Regions from separate parts of the Homo sapiens genome. Here region 1 is linked to region 2. Evidence: read pairs that join two places in POLR2A ChIA-PET (ENCODE). Cell type or tissue: CD4-positive, alpha-beta T cell. All regions are shown on one strand. Links, peaks and the distances in the headings refer to the core of each region. The heading gives the core; the rest is flanking DNA.

Evidence for each region. Peaks named below come from ENCODE experiments on the same cell type or tissue, not always from the same donor. Only the 100,000 strongest peaks of a DNase experiment are listed, where the experiment ranks them.
Region 1: POLR2A ChIA-PET joins it to region 2 with 6 read pairs; 3 of 35 experiments call an interaction of 5 or more read pairs at or near these places.

Annotation. Positions count from the first base shown.
Region 1 is chr1:100,177,814-100,184,726 of GRCh38, forward strand. LRRC39 (leucine rich repeat containing 39) reads right to left here and starts at 443. Exons shown (of 10, transcript NM_144620.4): 1 at 322-443. In CD4-positive, alpha-beta T cell, for the core only: no CTCF peak of the experiment used is centred there; no DNase peak of the experiment used is centred there.
Region 2 is chr1:100,419,963-100,426,875 of GRCh38, forward strand. CDC14A (cell division cycle 14A) reads left to right here. Exons shown (of 16, transcript NM_003672.4): 5 at 4,260-4,339. LOC105379827 (a long non-coding RNA gene) reads right to left here and starts at 4,110. Exons shown (of 3, transcript XR_007066254.1): 1 at 3,903-4,110. In CD4-positive, alpha-beta T cell, for the core only: a CTCF peak has its summit at 4,334; a DNase peak (open chromatin) is centred at 4,199; H3K4me3 peaks cover 3,340 bases; H3K27ac peaks cover 2,998 bases.

The DNA.
Region 1 (6,913 bases), core at 690-5,689, 240 kb before region 2:
TTCTTCCTCCAGCACAGGACTGCTCTCTACTCTGATTAGTACCATAATAGAAAAAAAGCACATAATGTGACAAGTGAGGTAAGCATAGAAAAGAATTGCAGAAGAATTGTTTCTTACTTCTGGGGAAATCTATCTTCCAGAGGAGCACAATTATATGAGTGACCATGAACACCCCGCAAAAAAACTTTTAAATTCTATTCCAGTTTGTTTGGACATTCCAACCAATACAGACACAGTATAGGTATCAGCAGCAATCTATTTACATGTGAAGAAGAAAGGAAAAATGTTTTTGAAAAATACTTACCATTGTCAAATACTTACCACACATAACCAAAGTTAGCGACTATCAGTTAAGAGTAGATTGCAGGGGGAAATTTTTTTTTCAGTGTGGCTCCAAATGATTAAAATCCCCAGTCAGCTGTAACCAAGTGAAATGTAATGTCAGCCTAGTTCTAATTTTAGTTCATGGACAAAGCTGAGAATAGAAAGAATCACATGAGGCTTCTTTGCGACGGATCAGCTGATAATGTATGTGAGTGCGTTCTGTGGACTGCAAAATACGCTACAGACATTATAAAACTATCAGGCATAACTATTTCTAAGATCTTGAAAAATAATGCCTATTCAAAGTCCTTCTACTTTTCACAGCTTAATCATTTCACAGAATTTCATGCATCTATTCCATCCAAGCAGAGAAACTTGGAATATGTTGATGTATGCCACAACAAAAATTCTACCCAGTAAACCATGGATCTGCAAATATTTGAACTAAAGACCCAGATGCTTTAGAAAAAGAAAAAATAAAGGTGTGGATAAGCATGAGTAACACAGAAGCCCCAAACTTCTGCTGTACCTGGGCTTCAAATTAAATTACCTCTCACTTTGATCTCTTCAGCTTTCATAGATAGGACTTAATTCCAGGTTCTTAAAAAATAAACTATATCTTTTTTTGAATTTATAATATATGCACATGGAACAGAATTCAAAAGCTCAATCTCCACTCTCTCCATCCCCCACCCCTTCCACCATCCCTGCCTCCAGTAGGGAGGTTCTCTTCAAGTTCTCTTCTCTGAAGGCAACCACTATTGCCAGTTCTTTGTGTACCTTTACAAAGATGGTCTATGAATTTACGAGCTTAAATATGCCTATATCCCTTAAAAGCACACATATGTGAAGGCATGCACACATACAAAAATGGTAGCATACTATATACATTGTTCTATACTGTCTTTTCTTCACTCAGGATATCTTGGAAACTGTTTCATATTAGTATATTTAGAGCAGCGTCATTCTTTTTAATGGCTACATAGCAGTTTAGCGTGTAGGTGGATCATAATTTATGTAGTCATTTGGACATCTCAGCAATATTAATGCTTTAAAAATTTATGCCTGATTATCTCACAGAAATTCTCCAACACTTCTATAATGAATTAAGTTCTAAGAGTTGTGGGACTGCTCAAGATCACAGAAAGAGTAAAGAAGCCATGGCCACAATTGAAACTCTAACTTCCCTGTCCCGAGAGTGTACACCACCCAACACATACAGAGTGCTTGCATGTGTTCATAAGTAAAAATCAAGATCTCACACCTGTAATCCCAGCACTTTGAGAGGCCAAGATGGTAGGATCACTTGAGCCCAGGAGCTGGAGACCAGCCTGAGCAACAGAGTGAGACCCTGTATCTACCAAAAAAAAAAAAAAAAAAAAAAAATTAAAGTAGCCAGGCATGGTGGCCCTGTCTCCATAAAAATAAAAATAAATAAAATAAAATAAAACTAGCCAGGTGTAGTGGTGTGTATATGTAGTCTCAGCTACTTGGGAGACTGAGGTGGGAGGATACCTTGAGCCAGGGAGGTCAAGCTGTGATGGTGCCACTGCACTCCAGCCTGGGCAACAGAGCCTTCCTTGTCTGAAGAAAAAAAAAAAAAAAGAGAGAGAGAGAGAGAGAGATCCAGGGAGTTTTGTTTCAGTTAAAAAGAACAGTATATTGTTACCTTGGAGAAAATTAAGATTTCTTTCTGCCTTTGGCACTACGTACAATTAAATTTTAATTTGACAGTATTTATAGAGAACCCACAAATTTCAAGGCATCTCTCTTCTCCTTCCCTTATCTACCTTTTATTTCCCATCCCCATGGAGTGACTTACACTAAAGAAATGCCCGGGAGGATAGGGAAAGTGAATAGATGCCTGAGCTATTTATGACACAAATTAGCCAGAATTTTGGTGACTTTGGAGGGATGTAGAAAGTGAATGCAAAGAGACAGGCACTATATAATGAATATCTATCTGTCATTTACGACTGTCCAAAATATTTTGAACACCATCCACATTTTTATAATCCCCCACATCATGAATCCTACCTTTCCAAGGTAGAATTTGAGGGGGAAAAGAAATCCCAGCCTCCCCTGCTACTGGAATGGGGTATGTGACTAATTTTATACACTACTAAGGTTCCACTAATTATATACACCAACAAAGGGCTCTGTTGGGTGACTTGTGTCGCTGGTGTCCATTTTTGCTGGCATGGGTAGCAGCAAAGGCAGTATGTTCTGGGGTTTGTTTTGGCAGCAAAAGTTGCCTAGCCTCAGCAGATGTAGCTGGTTCTGGGGTCAGCAGCAGCAACTCCCTTACTAGGCAAGTACTGTAATGTAATTCTGGAATTCTGACAAAGGCTACGACATGGATGATTCTTGAGGACATTATGCTAAGTAAGCCAGTTACAAAAGGACAAATAAAAAATTATGGAGATAGATGGTGGTGATGGTTGCACAATATTATGAATGTGTTTAATACCACTGAACTGTACACTTAAAAATGATCGGCCGGGCGCGGTGGCTCACGCCTGTAATCCCAGCACTTTGGGAGGCCGAGGCGGGCGGATCACGAGGTCAGGAGATCGAGACCATCCCGGCTAAAACGGTGAAACCCCGTCTCTACTAAAAATACAAAAAATTAGCCGGGCGTAGTGGCGGGCGCCTGTAGTCCCAGCTACTTGGGAGGCTGAGGCAGGAGAATGGCGTGAACCCGGGAGGCGGAGCTTGCAGTGAGCCGAGATCCCGCCACTGCACTCCAGCCTGGGCTACAGAGCGAGACTCCGTCTCAAAAAAAAAAAAAAAAAAAAAAAAAAAAAAAATGATCAAGATGGTAAATTTAATGTTATGTGTATTTTATCACACAGAATACACTCTATGTTGTTCTCACAATGGCAAAATCACCAAATGACGTATTTCTCAGAATGTATCCCCATCATTAAGTGGTGAATGACAATATTCTGGATATTAATCTCTTATTAGATATAATACTTGCAAATATTTTCTCCCATTCTGTGGGTTGCCTTTTTACTCTCTTAATAGTGTCTTTTGATGCACAAATTTAAAAAATTTTATGATATCCAGTCTGTCTTTTTTTTAAGAGACAGGGTCTCACTCTGTTACCCAGACTGAAGTGCAGTGGCGCAATCATAGCTCACTGTAATCTTGAACCCCCGGCCTCAAGCAATCCTCCCACTTCTGTTTCCCAAAGTACTGGGATTATAGGCCTGATCCACTTCACCTTTTCTTCTGTGGCCTGTGCTTTTGATGTCTTATCCAATAAATCATTGCCAAATCCAATGCTGTGAAGCTTTTCACCTATGTTTACTTCTTAGAGTTTTATAGTTTTGGATCTTACATTTAGGTCTTTGATCTGTTTTGAGTTAATTTTTTTTTTTTTTTTTTGAGACGGAGTCTCGTTCTGTCGCCCAGGCGGGAGTGCTGTGGCGCGATCTCCGCTCACTGCAAGCTCCGCCTTCCGGGTTCAGGCCATTCTCCTGCCTCAGCCTCCCGAGTAGCTGGGACTACAGGCGCCCGCCACTGCGCCCGGCTAATTTTTTGTATTTTTAGTAGAGACGGGGTTTCACCGTGGTCTCGATCTCCTGACCTCGTGATCCGCCCGCCTCGGCCTCCCAAAGTGCTGGGATTACAGGCGTGAGCCACCGCGCCCGGCTTGAGTTAATTTTTATACATGGTATTGGGTAAGGGTCTGTCTTAGTCTGCTCAGGCTGCTATAAAAAAATTTTGAAATAGGTAGTTTGTTTGTCTGTTTCCCCAACCCCTCTCCCAAGTCTCTGGTAACCACCATATTCTCTACTTCTATGAGTTCAACTTTCTTAGATCCCGTGTATAAGTGAAATTAAGTGGTATATTTGTGTTTCTGTTCCTGGCTTATTTCACTTAATATAATGTCTTCCACATTTATTCATGTTGTTGCTAGTGACAGGATTTCTTTCTTTTTCAAGGCTGAATAACACTCCATTGTGTACATATGCATTTTCTTTATCCATTCATCTGTTGATGAACACTTAGGTTCATTTCATCTTGGCTAGTGTGAATAATATTGTAATAAGCATCAGGGTGCAGATATCTGTTTGACATACTGATTTCCTTTATTTTGGATACGTACTTAGTACTGGATTAATGGATCCTATAGTAGTTTTTTAATTTTTAATTTTTTTTAGGAATCTCCATACTGTTTTTCACAAGGGCTGTACTAATTTACATTCCCACCAACAATGTGCAAGGGTTTCCTTTTCTCCACATCCTCACCAACACGTGTTATCTTTTGTGTTTTTGATAACAGTCATTCTAACAGGCGTGAGGTGATATCTCACTGTGATTTTTGATTTGGGGCACTTTTTCATATACCTGTTGGATATTTTTATGTCTTCTTTGGAGAAATGTCTACTCAGATCCTTTGCCAATTTTTAAATTGAGTTCTTTGTTTTCTCATTGCTGAGTTGAGTTTCTTTTTTTTTTTTTTTTTTTTTATTAACCCCTTATCGGATGTATGATTTGCAGACAGGTTGTCTCTTCACTTTGTTGTTTGTGTTCTTGGCCGTGCAAGAGATTTTTAGTTTGGTGTAATCCCATTTGTCAATGTTTGTTTTTGTTGCCTGTGTTTTTGGATTTGTATCCAAAAAATTATTGCCCAGATGAATGTCATGGAGCTTTTCTTCTATGGTTTCTTCTAGTAGTTTTATAGTTTTAGGTCTTATATTTAAGTCTTTAATTCATTTGTAGTTTATTTTTTAATGTAGCATGAAGTATTAGTTTTATTCCTCTGTATATGGATATCCAGTTGTCCCAACACCATTGAGTGAAGAGAGTGTTGTTTGCTGATTGTGTGTTCTTGGCACCTTTGTCAAAAATCAGTTGACTGTTGGCTGGGCATATTGGCTTATGCCTGTAATCCAAGCACATTACGAGGCTGAGATGTGTGGATTGCTTGAGGTCAGGAGTTTGAAACCAACCTGGGCAACATAGCAAGCCCCTGCCTCTACAAAAAAAAAAAAAAGTTTTAATTAGCTGGGCATAATGGGGCACACCTGTAATCTTAGCTACTCAGGAGGGTGAGGCAGGAGGATCCTTTGAGCCCAAGAGCTCAAGGCTGCAGTAAGCTATGATAGCATCACTGCACTTCAGCCTGGGTGACAAAGGGAGACCCTGTCTCAAAACAAACAAAAAACCAATTGACCATAAATGTGTGAATTTATTTCTGGGCTCTCTATTCTGTTCTATCGGTCTGCGTCTGTTTTTATGCCAGTACCATACTGTTTTACTTATTTGTATTTTTAGAGACAGGGTCTCACTATGTTGCCCAGGCTGGCATTGAACTCCTGGGCTCCAGCAATCCTCCTGCCTTAGCCTCCCTAGTAGCTGGGACTATAGGCATGTGCCTCTGCACCTGGCTATCATGCTGTTTTCTTGCAGCCTTTTTTGAGGCAGGATCTCACTGTGTTGCCCAGGCTAGAGTGCAGTGGTACAATCAGAACTCTTTGCAGCCTCGACCTCCCAGGCCCAAGCAATTCTCCCACCTCAGTCTCCTGAGTAGCTGGGGCCACAGGCACACGCCACCATACCCAGCATTTAAAACATTTTTTGCAGAGACAGGTTCTGCCTGTGTTGCCCAGGCTGGTCTTGAATTCCTGGGCTCAAGCAATCCTTCTGCCTCAGCCTCCCAAAGTGTTGTGATTATAGGCGTGGGTCACTGTGTCCAGCCTTATCATGCTGTTTGATTACTGTAGCGGTGTGGTATATTTTGAAGTCAGGTAGTGTCAACACCCCAGCTTTGTTCTTTTTGCTCAAGATTGCTTTGGCTATTTGAAGTCTTTTGTGGAACTTTAGGATTGTTTATTCTATTTCTGTGAAAACAGTCATTAGGATTTTGATAGAGATTTCATTGAATCTGTAGATCACTTTGGGTAGTATGGACACTTTAACAATATTAATTCTTCCAATCTATGAACATGGGATATCTTTTCATTTATTTATGTCTTCAATTTTTTTCATCAATGTTTTATAGTTTGCAGTGGACAGATCTTTCACCTCTAGTTGAATTTATTTCTAAGTATTTTTTTTTCTTTCTAGCTATTGTAAAATATTTTTTATTTCCTTTTTGGATAGTTTGTTGTTAGTGTATAGAAACACAATGATTTTTGTATGTTAATTTTATATCCTGCAACTTTACTGACTTTATTAGTCTTAACTTTTTTTTTTTGGTGGAGTCATTAGAGTTTTTTTTTTAATATATAAGATCATGTAATCTGTAAACAGGGACAATTTAACATTTTCCTTTCCAATTTGTATGCCTTTTATTTCTTTATCTTTCCTAATTGCTCTGGCTAAAACTTACAGTACTATATTGAGTAGAAGTGACAGGTGTGGGCATCTGATATGGTTTGGCTGTGTCCCCACCCAAATCTCATATCAAATTGTAATTCAAATTGTAATCCCCACATATCAAGGGAGGGACTTGGAGGGAGGTGATTGGATCATGGGGGTGGTTTCCCCCATGCTGTTGTCGTGATAGTGAGTTCTCACAAGATCTGGTTGTTTGATAAGTGTCTGGTGCTTCCCCCTTCTTGCTCTCTCTCTT
Region 2 (6,913 bases), core at 1,148-6,147:
TATAATTAATGTAGGGGCACAGATTTCACTTTTAAATATATATATATATACATATATATATACATATATACACACACACACACACACACACACACACACACATATATATATATATATATAGTGTGTATGTGTGTGTGTGTTATGCTTTGCTGAAAAGGTTTTTTTTTTTTTTTTTTTTTTTTTGGAGGAAAAATAGCACCTAAAAACAAAGCTAAAAACATAGTAAAGTTTGAGGCAAATGTCCCCAGAGAAAGATCATTAGCAAATTCATGACCCAGAGTCTGGTTGAGACTTCTCTATGAAGCCATTTATTGTTTTAAGAATCTCCCCTTGTGTATCAGAGAGGTTGAATTATCTGAGTAGAGAAATACAGTTGTAAATTCCAAAATGCTTCAGAAATTCACATATTATTTTGGAGCAGGTATTAAGGATTTAATGACTGCAGGATTTAGTTTAAAAAAATGATTTAGAAGTATTTGCAGATGAATTCTAAGAGGATTCTATATAACTTCTCATGTTGGTCTGGTGTTCCTCTATAAAATTAGTACAGACTTGATATTTGTTACATTGTTTCTCACGGTGTAGTAAACACAAATATTTAAAATTATAAGAGTTATGCATTTTAATATTCATTTATGTATAGACTCAGTGGCGGGTTTTCCCATTTATAGCAATGATATAAAACATTTTACATCAAATTGATTTAAGTCAAAAGTAAATGTGTGTTTAAAAAGAATGAATGGTAGTACATGGTGGTACCTACGGCAGAAGTTGGGAAAGTGCATGATTAACTAATGGGCAACATTGGCTTACTGGTAAACAATATAAATTGTGCTGGTTTGTAGTAGGGTAAATTTTATTACGCTGTTTAATAAAACCTCATAGCTGTTGATAATATATATGTTAAGATACTGGCTCTTTAAGAAGCTTTTATTAAAGAAACTAAAAGTTATTTAAGTTCTTGGTACCTGGAAGTTAATTAAACAGAAAAAAGTCACTTTAATTGGGTGACTCCTGCTCAGTTAAAAATAAAAGTATATGTTAAATGCTATATTATTAATATGGTTTCTAGGACTTCTTGGCAAAAGTAGGGCAATTTTATCAAAGTCGTGCATGTACCACCCACTAAAATGATGTGGTACACCAAACATTATCTGTGCAAATGCTTTTGTTAAGTTGTATTAGTCAAAAGTTTGGGGAAAGTTCTGGTTTGGGTTTATATATGTTAATACCTAGCGAGAAAAGTAGACAGCATATTCTTTCTTTCCCCTTAGGAGCACAAGAGAAAAAATCAAGATATTTAGAAGATGCTTTGAAATTAATTTCATTCAGAAAATATTTTTATGATTCTGCTGAGAGAAGGCAAAAATATTTTTAGAAATATTAGAATATCTGGCAACAAATTTTCGAGCATTAAATATGGATTTTATTTTTAGAAAGAGTACACATTTGACATTGCATAACTAATTTACTTACTTCACATTTAAAAAACAGATTTGTGTATGTCTGTGAAAAAGACAATGTGTTGATAGTAGAACTATAAGGTAGAAAGTTCCTCTTTCTCCTTCTGATCCTTCCCCTGCCCTTTTCCTCAAATGTGACTACAAACTGTTAACAGTTTGAAGTCCCCTAAGTTTTAAAATCAAATGGAATGAAATGGCATTTAGGAACTTGGAAGAGTGGAAACCTTTTTTCCAGACCTATGCTACCAACTGAGTTTATATTTTCAGGCAGATATGATGAAATTGCTGTGGGCTTTGGAGTCAGCCCACTGTTCGAATTCTGTTTTCATCCTAGAGCAACAACGCGAGTTTGGAAAGTTCCTTACCTTTCTTACTAAATGTCACTTTTCTTCTGAGCTTTAATCTAGCCTAGTCTGTCTCTCTCCTCTCTCTCTTTTTAATAAGCAGACATGTCTAAGAAGATCTGGCATAAGAATATGTGACATATTTTGTCCTGGAAAAATCGAATTTGGTATTTTAATGACCCAGCATGCATTCATGCAGTAATGCACTCACTCATCAGGAGAACATTTCCCCACTTTGCCCAAATACCTACCTTCAGGTTGTGAAAGGTCAACCTGTAAAAGATGCCCCAAGAATCTTCCTGGAATTTAGATGGCCTCTGTTGGGTTTCACTTTGCACTTATTAATAATTGAGCACTGGGATAAAAATAAAAACAAAGGGTCTCATCTTGCAGTGTGAGAACATGGGCCATGTGTGCTAAGTCATGCAGGTAAGATGAGGAGCAAAGCCCTGTGGGGTAGCCAATCTAAAGAAGCATTCCATGTGGGCTGGTGCCTCCCTCTTGCAGAATGACTCCCTCCAAATTAAAGGGAATTAACGTAATTGCTCCTGGGGAGGAAAATGCATTTTTGCTTTTCAAAGGTTGTTGTCTAAGCTTTAATTATCTAATCCACACACAGAAGCTTTCTACAAGCAGCCCTCCCTTTTAGCAACCAGTCACCTTTCAAATACTGCGGCATCTTTAGGCTTAAGAAATCACTGCATTATAACCAATTCTGTTATATAACCTACCCCTTAGGGTACAGTAAAACCTGTTGTAATGTTGGTTACTGAAAATGGTCTTTAGAGCTAGTGTTGGTTTAAATGGAGTTTTGTAATTATTTGAGCTGCAACTAGAGTGACAATTCTCCATTTTTAGAATCTGTGCCTCTTGTCTGGCAGCACTTTTAGTTATTTCCTTTCTATTGCTTTTTGTTTCACACTCAATAAGCTTTGGTTGGTGTGTGCTTTATCAGACCTTCATGTTTACTTGCCAAATGAATATGGGGTTTTGTTACTAAAGTTAGTATTTTTAATCTATTTATTTTATTTTTCTTTCTTTAGAAAACTCAGAATGGACTCGTTTTCTAGTCCTGAAATATTAATAAGTAAACATGTAATATATTCCTAGTGAAATAGCTTAAAGCTCAAAGAAGGTCTGTAAGTAGAGGAAAACCCTACTGTTAAGAACCAAGACTCTGCCATTCTTGTCATTGAAATGCATAGGGTTTTGATGTTGGGACATACTAAGGAAATAGTGCCACTAATTTTAGGTAGAGAAGATTGTAGGAATTAAGCTCGTTTCTGACTATAGAGGAAAAGGACCAAGACCATCGGCTCAGAATTAAAAAATTAAATTGCTCTTGGAATAAAATTGAGCTCTCCCAGTGGTTTGTATTGCTCTTCACATTCCGGCCACTGCCTGGCTTTCTCCCGCCCCCTGTCCTCTTCTCTCAGTCCTAGCCACACTGACCTCCTTTTCCTCCAACTTACCAAGCTCTTTCCCACCTCAGGGAACTTGTCTTTGTCATTCTCATGCCTGGATAGCCATTCCTCCTTCCCCTTAGCTCTTCCTGTGGTTCTCCCCATCTAGAGTCTAGATCTTACCCTGAACATCACCCAGAGACCCCTCCCTGACTACCTTGACTCAGGTAGCTGCTTTCCAGGCCCCTGTTTATTTACTTTTCAGCATTTACCTTAGACTGTATTTATTTTTGTTGATTATTGTCTTTGCCCCACAAGCATAAATTCTATTAAGGGAGGTGCCAGTACCTGATACAGTGCCTGGCATATACTATATACTCAGTATCTATGTATATTACCTGGGAGTTGTTCACTGGTTTTAAGGAATCCTTTTTTGTTTGTGTCTTTAAGATTAGTTCATCTTGTCAGACTAGAGGGATTTAAGTAGCTTTGGTATCAAAATCCAAGATAATATGTTTTCCAATACTCTTACCCATACACATTTTCACCCATTTTATTGTGATTTTATTGAGTGTCTAGAGAGCAACACTGGCTTTCCTCAAGAGTAGGCTGAAAATTCAGTAGATACCCCATGGATATTGTGCTCACTGTGAGAAGTCTTTCAAAATTTACCAGGCACTGAAATAACTCACCTCAGGTCTTCGATGAAGGTCAGGGAGGTGTGCGTTGGTCTTTGGTGAGCACACGGTATATTATGAGGGTACAACTGTCGCTGCCATTGTGTCTGTTCAGTGTGCCTTTGTAAAGAGCCTGGGATGGCCTCTTCATGGATCTGCCCTCTGTCTCTAAGCTTACCCATGGAGAAGACAAAGGCTGCTGCGCAGCTTCATGCTGAAAAGGAAATGTTGGCAAGTTGTTGCTTTGTAAAGATCAACACTATCACCGTAACAGCTGTCACTCAAAGTGGAGGAAGTGAAATGCAAATTTGGTGAGTAATTAGTTTTGTGTCATTCTTGGGTGTTCTAAATGTTACTATTTATCTGTCTTAGGTAATCTATTTAAAGAAGACACCAGAAGAAGCCTACAGAGCACTCCTGTCTGGCTCAAACCCCCCCTATCTTCCATTCAGGTATAACTCCTGGTGAGACTTGGGTTAAACTTTTGCTACAGAGCTGGACACTTTAGAGTTGGGTTGTAGTGTTTTTTAATTGTCTTAAGATAATAACCATTATGTTATATGGAATGAAATGAGATGGTAGTTTTTATTATTTCATTTCGTAGAGTTTTATCCCCCTAGCTAGCAAGAATAAAAGAGCTTTCTTCTTGTAGGAATTTATTTTTTTCTTTGAATCCTTTCTATATCTTTACAGTTTATGTCAAGCACAAAAAGTGCCTCATTTATAAGCTAATAATCATGTCAAGATTTGTTGGATTTCAGTAATCTACATCATTGATTCATCCATTCATTCTTTCATTTCATAAGCAGTGATTGAGCTCTGGTCACATGTCAGAGGCCGGGGATATAGAATAAGACCCTCTAAGATTCTTCAGGAGCACCTGTTTAGTGGGGACCCTAAATCACCAGTTTGGCACACAAATCTGACTGGCATCCCCAGGAAGCCTTTCTCTCATTACTGTGTTTTCTAAGTATCATCAAAAGAAGATCTTTTAAAAATTTGGGGTGAACTTGAGCTCATTTAAAAAGTAGAAGGGGACTGGGTGCAGTAGCTCATGGCTGTAATCCCAGCACTTTGGGAGGCTGAGGCTGGTGGATAGCTTGAGCCCAGGAGTTCGAGACCAGCCTGGGCAACATGGTGAAACCCCGTCTCTACTAAAAATACAAAAGTTAGCCAGGCATAGTGGTATGTGCTTGTAGTCCCAGCTACTTGAGAGGCTGAAGTGGGAGGATCGCTTGAGCCTGGGAGGTCAAGGCTGCAGTAAGCTGAGATCGCCCCACTACACTCCAGCGTGGGTGACAGAGTGATACCGTTTCTCAAATAAATAAATACATACATACATACAGTAGAAGGGACCATACATCAAAACTCCCATAACACTTACCTCTGCTAGAATTGTGAATGATTCTAATATTTTTGCCTTTTTTGCTTGTGTGTCCAAATCTGCAAGCATGTGTATTGCTTATTGCTTATTATTATTACCATAATTAACCAACACAATGAGCGAAAGGAATGGGAGTGACTGAGAAGACTCTGCTTGTCTGTCTTCCTCATTCTGCTGTAAACTCTCAGAGGGCAGGCCCCAGTGCCTTATACTTAAAAGCACTTTTAGTGAATATTTGAATGAATACATTAAGACTAAATCCCTTAAGAGTCAAGGGATTCTCATTCTGCTTCTGAGATCACAGGAGGTAGCTGTTAGGGTAAGACATGGGGAGGGAAGAAGCAACACCTATTGTGCTTAATTAAAGTGAAGTCAAGGAGTAAGGCATTGGGATTTGGACCCTGAGGGGAAAATATTCTGAATCAACCTAGAGTCTGAGGTAATCAGCCGTGGAAGGGCAAATAAAAAATGGCAGATAATGTAGATGAAAGTTTTAATGGTGAAGACAAAGCTTATTTTTCCTTCCACTTCTAATGGCTCCTATACTTTGAAAGTCCTTTGTAAAATATAATCCTATTTTTTCAGAAAGGGGTAATAATGCTGATAATTCTAAGTTCTAAGCAAAGTGGTTAGGAGTATATACTTTGGAGGCAGAGAAACTTCAAGCAGTTTGAAGCCTCATTCTGCTTCTTGCTGTCTGTAGTAAATAAGTATCTCGGACAAATTACTTATCCTCTCTCAGCCACAGTTTCCTTATCTGTAAAATGGCTTCAGGTCTAAACTAAGGATCAAATGAAGTAATAAATTTATCCTTCTGCCTAGTGCAATGTTTGGTTTTTGTTTTTCTTGTTGTTAGCATTATACTATTATTACTGTTAGTAACATAATTAATAGTAGTAGTAATTATTATTACAGGGTCTTACTCTGTCGCCCAGGCTGGAGTGCAGTGGCACACTGCAACCTCTGCCTCCTGGGTTCAAGAGAATCTCCTGCTTCAGCCCCCTGAATAGCTGGAATTGGAGGCCCCCACCACCATGCCTGGCTAATTTTTGTATTTTTAGTAGAGATGGACTTTTGCCATGTCTGCCAAGCTGCTCTTGAACCCCTGGCTTCAAGTGATCCACTTGCATCAGCCTCCCAAAGTGCTGGGATAAAGGTGTGAGCCACTGCACCCAGTCAAGAACTAGAATTTTAAAATAATAATACCAGAATAGAAGAAAAGATAGTAAGATAATTAATACTACTTAACATAGAATTGATTTCAATTCTACATAAATACTAAATTTATAGCCTATTTTTCAAATATTTTTCACTCAAATACTTTTATGTAAATATTTGAAAATATAAATACATTAACATAGTTCAGAAATTTAAAAAATCTATATAGGAAGGTTTAAGTGAAAATTATCCCTCCCATCCTTGATCCTCATCTGTCTAGTCCTTTCCAGGTAACTTCTGGTATTAGTTGATTTGATATCAGTCTAGAATTTCTTTATGCACGTATAAGTAAATGAAGATATGCACCCATTTCCTACTAAAAGTATGCCTTTGAATGTAACTCTAAGTTCTATCTTTTTGATATCTTAGGATACCAAGAGTTGTATTTACATTAAGCTTCATTTCTAAATCTAGAATCTTCATA